2 separate regions of the Homo sapiens genome follow, and region 2 is linked to region 1. Evidence: chromatin loops called from intact Hi-C (ENCODE). Cell type or tissue: gastrocnemius medialis. All regions are shown on one strand.

Evidence for each region. A loop is a pair of places that touch in the nucleus more often than their neighbours do. Peaks named below come from ENCODE experiments on the same cell type or tissue, not always from the same donor. Only the 100,000 strongest peaks of a DNase experiment are listed, where the experiment ranks them.
Region 2: a loop joins it to region 1, with 2.1 times the contacts of the local background. A loop is called at or near these places in 1 of 110 quality-filtered maps.

The regions. Positions count from the first base shown.
Region 1 is chr7:70,567,681-70,572,680 of GRCh38, reverse strand. All of the region lies in intron 5 of AUTS2 (activator of transcription and developmental regulator AUTS2), which reads right to left. It overlaps LOC124901669 (a long non-coding RNA gene), which reads right to left. Exons shown (of 2, transcript XR_007060376.1): 1 at 807-5,000. Among named protein-coding and RNA genes, the nearest start is that of GALNT17, 560 kb to the left of the region's middle. In gastrocnemius medialis, no CTCF peak of the experiment used is centred here; DNase peaks (open chromatin) are centred at 3,080 and 3,930; H3K4me3 peaks cover 482 bases; H3K27ac peaks cover 1,408 bases.
Region 2 is chr7:70,500,392-70,505,391 of GRCh38, reverse strand. The region is part of intron 5 of AUTS2 (activator of transcription and developmental regulator AUTS2); the gene reads right to left. Among named protein-coding and RNA genes, the nearest start is that of GALNT17, 630 kb to the left of the region's middle. RefSeq lists an enhancer at 1-436. In gastrocnemius medialis, no CTCF peak of the experiment used is centred here; a DNase peak (open chromatin) is centred at 3,121.

The DNA of each region.
Region 1 (5,000 bases):
GACTAGAAAGCCTTTCTTACATAATAGGAATTCAGTGCAGATATTGTTAGGTCTCGGCTGCACAGTCACTTCTGCTTATTCCATAATGAGGCCTGGAACATGCATAATGAAAGCTGTCTCAACAATATTTTAACTTTAATGCTTTATTATGTCTAAGAATATGTTTTAAGTAGTAATATTTCACTCTCGCCCCCCCTTTTCCTGCCTCCCCACCCCCACCCCCCATCCCTGCCTTCTCTTAGACTCCATTTGCTGGAACCCTTCAAAGGCACATGAAATAAGCTATTATGATTCCTGCCATTTCAACAGCATGTAAGGAATTCATTAGAAGCAAGTTTCAGGACCTGGCTATTTGCCGTCCACAAAGGTGACCCTGTATTTCCCCTCCTAAAACATGAGTATGCCCCTCCTCCACCTCCCTCCCACCTCGTCTGCATCTGCCAGCACCCTGGATCACTTCACATGCCAGGCATCCGCCCAAGCCCGCGGCATGTGTCACGTGGGTCTGCTAGCACCGCCTCTGTTCTCTGGGCTGCCATAGCTAGGCCAAACGATGCCATGGGAACTCGAATGCATAACAATAGAAAATTCATAAAATCGCCATGGCTCCCCATCATATGCCTGAATTACTTCTAAATTTGACAAATATATAAGCTGCCTGCAGATGTTCCTCTCATATATTTTATTGCAAATAAATGAAATGGACAAGTTCCCCCTGTGGAACACACAGTCATTAATACCCCAAAGCTGCTCTGCACCGGACTGGATCGTTCCCCTAACAGGATCAGATTCCCTCCAAGTCCCACCTCATGATGGCTGCTAGAACAGAACAGGAGGGAGGGTGTCCTCCTGCTTCACCCCTGCAAAGACGTGACTGCCCTGTGCATCTGGAACAGAGGCCTGTGGAGTTTCCAGGGCTGACACGTCCTCCCCTTGCACACCTCATGGCAGCTGGGCTGAGATTTCCCCAAGGCTCCTCCACAGAGGCGAAAGTTTCCCAGCTCCAGTTTGAAGCTGAGAAGTGGAAGCCCAGTTTCCACACTGATTCCCTGAGCAGGAAGCTGAGAATGTGAGAGTGAGTCACCTTTTGTGGGCCAAAGTCTGTTTAAACATCTCCTTATTGACTCTAGTGAAAAGTCAGAAAACCATGGGGGTTTATGTAACTCCCAGCCTTCTCTCCCATCAAACTGGTCTTCCATCCTGTCCTGTACCTTTCCAAGGGTAAAATGAAAATACATTTCACAGAACACTGAAGATGGGGTGGGAGTTATATGGCACAGCTAGGTAATTAACATCTATCAAGTTCCTTCCATTTGCCAGACACTGTGTTAGGCACTTTACTTCCCTTTTTTCTTCTTTGATCCTCCCAACAACCTATAAAGCAGATATCACTTACCTCACTTTATAGGCAAGAAAATCAAGTCACAGAGAGAAATCCACCCAAAGTTCTACTTCTAGCGAGCCTTCAATCTCAAGTTTGTTTGTGGTTATACCTAACCTCTTTCTTCTAATCTTTATTGCTCATCTAGCTCAAAGGGTTTGGGTCAATGCTGATAACAATGTCAAACATTGTGCTTTTATTCATGCACTCGTCCTACAAATATTTACTGGGTATGTATACTAAATATACTATACATTGTAAGGCTTGCCATTCTAAAGGACCTACGTGGTGGAGGAATAGCAAAGGCAGCCAAAGAAGCTTGACAGGGCAGGGTGTGTTCAGCAAATGTGTGCATGGGGCCTTAGAGAGGTGGAGAAGAAACAAAGCAGGAGGCAAGACTACAAGATGGTGGACAGACATATTGTCAAGGGCCTTGGGTGCCCCTGTACACTAAGGAAACTGTGCTTGGTCATAAGTCAACAAGAGGTAGAGAGTGAAAGACAAGAGATCAGATGGGAGATGGGAATGCAACAGGAAGATGCAGTAAGGTCACAGAAGAGAGGGAGGAGGACACAAAATAGAGACCATAGAGAGTATAACCTGGAAAAAGAATGGGAACCCCAGCTGGGTCCACATAGTCTTAGCAGGACACAGAGAAGGGTAAAGGGGAAGGTGGCTGTCATGAAGTTAAAGGAACGTTCAGTGGGAGTGAAGGCATAGGAGAGGTGAAAGCAGAGAGGAGGCTGGTCAGATGGTGAAGGAGAGTTCAAAATCTTATAGGTGGACCCCTTTCTGAGTAAAGATGAGATTGAAGGTTTGGTCGTTTGTGTCGATTCTGAAACAGCAAGGATCTTCACTGAATATGAAGAAGTCAATTAATCACTTTAACACAAGGTTTCCCAGGGTGCAAGTTCTCTTTACACAAGTCCAATATAGTGTGTTGAATAATGCCTGGCTTTAGAATACCTACAGACAAGATGCTGGGGGAAGGAAGGACTCTGGAGAAGGAAACACCTACAAAATGGGTCCAATCATCTGAGCTGACAACCAAGCCCAACCACCTCATTCAGGAGTGAGCGAGGATTTAAACTTGTATGAATCATAACTTACCTCTTTCTAGGCCAGACCTGCCTAACCTACTGTCATGGCCAGAGCACTCAAACTGGCTGCACTTTCATCCAGGTCTCCCTGGACTAAGATTTCCAGACACGTTCTGATTAAAACAAGGTATAAGCACAGCTAACACGGCTTCCTATCCGAGGTTCCTAAATGAGTTTCTGAGAAAGACCTCATCTTTCCTTCTCAGGTTTGAACCATCTCATTATCTGAGGCATCTTCGTTAGCTGCCGAAGAGTTTTAACAAGTTTCTTGAGTTTTGTTTTGGGAGAAAAAAAAAAGAGGGGAACGGAGACAAGTACCAAAATAACCAGCTTTAACAAATGGCTACTGGTTTAAAAATAGTGCAGGGGTTTACGTTTTTGCCTTTATCTCAGTGGTTGACCTTGCTAATACAGTATGTAGATCTCTTGCCAACTAATCGGCCAACTGTAAAGCATGGCTTCAAGCTGTGGTCAATGATCTGTAACAGGAATGAATGAGAGGGTTTTAGCAGCCAGGATCTGTAGCCTACTATCTGTATCTGACAGCTGTCACCCTCTCTGCAGAGGCCAAGGCCTAGACCTTCATTTAAAAGCAGCATGGCTGATCAGATTACTGGGACAGTGTGTCAAAACTGACTGTGCTGAACTAGGGAGACAGAAAGTAAATCTATAAATAGCAGTCTTGCTGCCTCCATGAAGCACTGAAGGGTAACCAATATTGAGCAGCAAATGCAATGTTTAGTCTTTGCAGCCGGTGGGATACAAGTGCGGCCAGATCAGAAGTCTTGCTCTATGATATAATGTAATGGAAAGATCGGCTTTATGGGCAAGAATTTAAAAGAGTTACATTCTTGGCAATGGTAATGGTCGCAGAACAATAATTGGTTTGAACCAACTTTATGAGCTAACAAGGTTCCCTAGCACTTAATAATGTCCTCAGGGCACAGGGACTCAGCAAGTCACCTTTCCCATAACGTGCTGGCTGCCTGTTTCTGACAGTCCATGGGGACCGCCAGTGCTGAAACACAGAGAGTGATAAAATAAGAGGCTCTCCATTTGATATCTATTATAGATGTCAACTGGGTCTTCAACCAGAACAGCTGCACAAAGTACTTGGGGAGAGCGGAGCATCGTGAGGGTGAGTTATCTATAGACCATGCTGATAGCACGGCTCAGACACTGGACATCACTGGGTTATAAATGAGCCAGCTGACATTTTTATAGTATGTACCAACTCTTCCAAGAACCATTTGTCACTCTTCAAGGTTTCCGCTGATAAAACTGGGATGTCTAAAAATTTGTCAACAGCCACAGAAAGTAACCCTGAGGTCATGTCAGAGGGTGAAAAAGAATGTGCTTACTTGGCATTCTGCAAACACACAAATGGAACACTGGTGGCGACAGTGTTTCAAAGGTCTCTCCAGGTGGCAGAGTTCCCAGTTGGCTCTGGTCTCCCTGCCAAGGATGTGGACATGGAGATGGTGGATTCAGGAGCAGTGCATGATAACCAAGCCCTCACATACCTGGTCTGAACGAGAGACCTCAAACCCCAGCACAGCCACTGGGGCCTTGCAGATGAAGGAGACAGGTGTCCTGTGTGCCCACTTGAGAACAGTCCTCACTGCGATGGAGAAGATGGGGATGAGGCAAGTGATTTTTTTTTCCCCCAAAGTGCATCCAATTGCCCTGGCTCTTCTGTAAAAAGTTCACCTTGAACACTAAATTTCAAAAGTAGTAAAAACATTTAAAAAAGTAACAACTGCGAACACTTTAACACACCAGGCATTGAGAGCTTTATGTGTATATCCCATTCAATCCTCACAATCTGAAGAGCTAGGTACTCCCGTTATCCTTATTTTACAGATTAAAACCTGAGATACAGAATGGTTAAGGAAACTGCTCAAGGTCACACAGTTAGAGGAAAAGTCAGGATTCAAATTCAGGCAGGCTGGCTCCACAGCTAACACATGAACTCACATATTCCCCATAAAACAGTCTCCCCAAGAAGACACTATATTAGAAAGTGAACATGTGCAAAGAAAAGACCAAAGTGACTTATTCTGAACTATGTAGGAGTCAAAACATGAAGAAGAAAACAAAAAAGACCATCTGCTCCGATGGCTCTATGACTCCGAATAAACTCTTTCTGCAACATTTGCTAAGCATACATTTCCTAAGCACCTCTATCTCCAGGTACCATGTTAAGCTGAGAGGTACTAAAGTGTGTGAGAAACAGACTCTGAGAAACCCAGTCTAGTGTTGTTGCTCATATGGTGCCTCTATTCTGGAGATCCTAGAGAGCTATACCCTCACTGGCATTTGCTTTGGCCTCTTCAGACATTAAAAAACAGCTTTACCTAAAGAACACACCTGGGGGGTCAGGGCACACTGTGGGAGGAGCGCCCTTAGTGCAGTTCCCAGGTCCATGGAAAACAATCACCAGGAAGTGCTTTGAACGAAAATGAGTTGATGAACCCTCAAGCTAACACTCAGGCCTCCCTACGCCATTGCTGCTGGCC
Region 2 (5,000 bases), 67 kb after region 1:
GCATTTAGGAAGATCAACATTCCCCATATTAACTTCATGTTTATCTCCACTCTGGGAGAACTGGTTAAAAGCACCAGGAAAGGAAACCATCACCCACCTGATTTCATGGTGCTTCTGCTCCTCCTTCTCTACCAGCCTTCTCTTTCTCATCCAAAAAGGAAGTCTTTAAAATTCACCTCTAGGAGGTAAAAATCAACCTCCCTGAGGCTAATGAACGCATAGAAATATGCTTACAGTCATCTATTGAGCGCTGAGTGGATGGAGGCTCAGGGCCAGGCTCTGCGAAACCACCAAAGACAGACTCCACATCTGGTGAAGCAAGATTCACTGAGTTAGAGTCTCAGGCCCTGCTACCTCTCTTGAAATCTCTGATTGCTTAGTGTATTGGTCTGTTCAGAGGCAGCTTTTGACACAACTACAACTAATCATACTTTTTTCTTTTTCCAGCCTCTTCCATTTAGATTACAACCTTTGTGAAGGTAGAATGTTATCAATCAGAGCTCCTGTGGGCCCTGGAATAGCAGGATACTGCACTGTAACTCTGATGTTTTGATGACAATGAAAATTAATGAGTGAAACATGCCTCATCCTTCCTGACAATTTCACAATAAAACCTGTGTAAATATAAAAACAGAAAAAGATTCTGGCTTGTCTTAGAAGATTACAGAAACGTGGATACCAAGCCCCAAACACTTGCAGGAAACTCATGATTTCGAGAGGAAAACATTAGATGTTTGTCCACTTAATATATCAAAGGAGAAGATACCAATCAAGTAACTGATATTGTCCAACCTTCCCGCAAGTGGGACAGCTACTGCTCCTCGGTGCCGGTCCCCTTCCTTCCTGCATCACTCACACATCTACACTGCTATTCACATTTCATCTGCAAGTCCTCTCTGCCCATAATCTCTGTTATTTTGCTGTCGACTCCTCATGCCTCATTAGTCATGTTTGACACCTGCACCTAATGTCTTTTCACTGACAGCGCAGGACAGCTTCTGGTAAGAATAGATCTTTTCCAGAATAGCTTCAACAGAGGTCTCTGATTGTGTGGCAAAGGTGTGATATGGGGTCACGGTGGCTGCCCTTTCCCCATTCAGTAAACCCTCTTCATTAGACCTCTCTAAACCTGGCTCCATTTAAAGACTGGACATGTGGCTATTAGGAGCTGGAGGAAGGAATGCAAGCAGAAGGAAATAAAAATAGCCTATAAAGCTTTAATATTTAATTGACAACAAATCTATGTACTCGAGCTCCTGTGCAGTAGCCTGCAAGACGACAGATGAGAAATGTCTCACTATAAAGTATTATAAAGATTTTCACACCCAAGCTTACAATTCATGACTTATTAATGAAATTCTCATATTCAAAAATTCAAAATTTTTGTTTCAATGACAAATTCATTGCCAAGTAGTTCAACTAACAAGCAACCTCAAATCTTGAGCGGAGGGGAGATGGCTGATGTAAAATAAAACCAAAGTAATGCTGCATTGATAGTCAAACTTTTCTCTGCATTTTGGCCGGTTTTCTTTCTTCTTTTTTTTTTTTTCCTTATTTTTAAAAACAATTTTGGGCTGGGTGCAGTAGGCTCACGCCTGTAATCTCAGCATTTTGGGAGGCCAAGGTGGGAGGATCACTTGATCCTAGGAGTTTGAGACCAGCCTGGGGAACATAAGAAGACCTCACCTCTACAAAAAATTTAAAACATTAGCAGGGCATGGTGGTGCACACCTGTAGTCCCAGCTGCTTGGGAGGCTGAGGTGGGAGGACTACTTGGGCTGGGAGTTCAAGGCTGCAACGAGCTATGATCAAGCCACTGCACTCCAGCCTGGACAACAGAGAGAGAATCTATCTCAAAAAAAAAAAAAAAAAAAATGAGACGGGAGTCTTGCTCTGTTCCCAGGATGTTGTGATCCTCCCACCTCAACCTCTCAAGTAGCTGGGATTACAGGTACAAACCACTGGGCCTAGCTTGGGCCAATTTTCAAACATGATCTGTCAGATCATGAAAGATAACACAGGCACACATCACAGTTTACTGACTTTGTAAATCTAATGCTACACTTAGAATTTGTAAGTCTAATTAGACAGTGACTATTTGGTGACATAAACAGATCCAGCAACTGGCTGTCATGTGACAGCCATTAACATGTGACAATGGATTGGGCCAGTCAGGTGCCTCTTTTGGGGACAAACTTTCTCTTTCCAAAATGTGTTGAATCATCAAGAGTCTGAGTGAAATAACCGACTAGCTGCACCCAGTGCACAGGCACACCTATGGGTGCTGCTACCTCGTTTCCCCTGGTTCTCCCTCTGGAGAAGTGCTCCTTTCCTCCCCACCCTGGGGAGCACTTGCAACTGTGTGGGACTGTTTTTCAGGAGTCAAGGTGATGGTGATAGATACTGGTATTTAATGGGCAAAGCAGTGTTGCTAAGTGTTTTGTGATGTGTGGGAGGAGTCTACCCTAAATGCCCAAAACTCCTCTACTGACAAACAATGGAGGGTACATGATATCTTGGAAGATCACATCTTCTTTGGCTGTTTTCCTGAAGTCTTCACCTGTAAAACACATCCGCTTCAGAACAGGACTATACCATAGCTGTGATATTTGCTGTTAAGTACTTTTCTGAATGGGAACTTTCTAATGTTTACAACCAGGTAGGAAGTTAATGAGTGCTTCTCTGCCCATGTGGTACTGGGCCCTTCCCACTATACACCTCACTGAGCCTGGGCTGCTATAAACAAAGTCTGTTGGGAGTCATGACCTCTGGATGTGAACAACCTGCATTGCTACTTTTCTGCAGGGGACACAAAATATTCTTGAGATCCTAAGTTCTACAAGCACCACTGGAAGCGGTGGGCAAAAGTCACTCTAACAGGAAGAGATCCTTGATTCCATCACAGTTCACTGCCTTCAGGACTATACTCACCAACTATTATTTCACTCAATTTCTTTCAAACAGATGCAGGCCATCTCCTATTTCAGTATGGCACAAGTGGGGACAACTGGCAGCCTTAAAGTGTAACATCTTCCATTTGCTGTCGATAGTGTGTTCTTACACAAGAGCTACTATCTTTGTCCAACATTCAGAAGGTGTGCCATTAATACGGAGCCAAGATAAACATGGCTGGAGAGGGAAAGGGTACGAGGTGGACCTGAAGCAATTCGTAAGCACATGGTCGAAGCAGCACTTGCAGCTGGAGGTCCTAGAAACTGGAACTGTCAAACCTGTCACACTGCTGTCACCATGACAGGGAGAGGAAAGTCACGGAGGTGCTTCCATTTCTAACCAGTGTACATCTCTACAAGAGACACATCTCAGGAACAGCTTGACTAATGGTCAAGTTCTAACAGACATGGAGGGAATGAGAATGCTATTGACAGGGAAAGCAGCCTGGCTGGGTGGGAGGGTAAGTTCCTGAGCCATGGAGACACAGCTGACAGCAGAAGTGAAGGGCTCCTCAGGCCACCTGCCTCTAAGACATTAATGGGATTTCTGAGGTTGAACTAGGTTGGAGTTTAAGTTTGTGGGTTGCTGGGGTAGGGGGAAAAGAAAGCTAGATGGCTGCAAAAATGAAAAGAGCATCACGTAGGGCAGCACAGTATTCCTGACTCCACAGTTAGATTATAACAATCATATGGAGTTTGATGGTTTTGTTTGTGTTGTGGAGAAAGGGGGGAAGGAGCTGTTGAGGGGGAGGTTCATGACACTGGAGCATGTCTGCATGTCTCATGTAGCCTGGATGAGGGTTCCGGGAGGCAACACCACCACCCCTACCCAACGACAAAACCAGGAAAGAAGAGAGGCCTGTGATGGTGAAAGGGCCTGAGGGTAAGTTCCACTGTGCTTTTGTCACCTGTGGGTGTGGCTCTGCAAAGTGACTATCAGCTAAGAAAACATGGGCATCTCTTTTACGGGTAGAACTTCCCTTTCTCTGGGTTCTGACTACTGATTTCCAGGGGCTCTTTGAGCTACAAGGGAAGCTAACAGGCTATCTCATAGGCTAGAAGGAGGCAGCCGATCCAGTTAATGCCCCTGTTTCCACAAGGACTCACAGTTCTAGAGCATTCTTCCTGGCCCCACATTCAGCTAGTGACACTGCTAACTACTCTCCCAGTCCTCACACATTCTGATCATGTGCCCCCCAGAGTAAAAACAGACAAATAACTCATTTAACTTGCCCGAGATATTTTTACTTATTGATATGCTTAATGATATACCAGTATACTAATGTATTTCTAAAATACACATTCACGAAATAAATCTGAATAGGTGAGATAAAAATAAGTAGAAAAAGTCATTTTAGATTTTTTCCTCATATCTCAAATTATTGTCCTTCATGCATACTTTGGGAGGTATCAATTCGGGCCAGGCACAGTGGCTCATGCCTGTAATTCCAGCACTTTGGGAGACTGAGGCGGGCGGATCACCTGAGGTCAGGAGTTCGAGACCAGCCTGGCCAACATGGTGAAACCCCATCTCTACTAAAAATACAAAAATCAACTGGGCGTGGTGGCGGATGCCTGAAATCCCAGCTACTCGAGGAGGCTGAGGCGGGAGAATCGCTTGAACCTGGGAGGCTGAAGTTGCAGTGAGCCGAGATCATGCTGCTGCACTCCAGCCTGAGCAACAAAGAGGGACTCCATCTCAAAAAAAAAAAAAATTATCAATTTGGTCAACCCATTATTTTGTGCCTGGAGAAGGTGCTAGAGGCTAAGCATTTCTCTAAGCACTTGAACTTACTGGCTGAAGCGGGAGAAATGAAAGGCGTGGTAGAACAACTTGAGAAAGGCCCACGGCTTCCAAAGAGGCTCCTTCATCCCGCCCCTGAATGGAGAAGCGGAATCTTTCTGACTTGAGGAAAGCCACATGTGAGATTTCATTTGTCTCTCTCCATTTCTAGAGATGTCAGATGTGGTTGTGATTTTTATGCTTGCCTCTCCTTTCCACATTCTCCATGTGGTGCTCATTTTTATCAATTGCTTTGGGTTTCATGC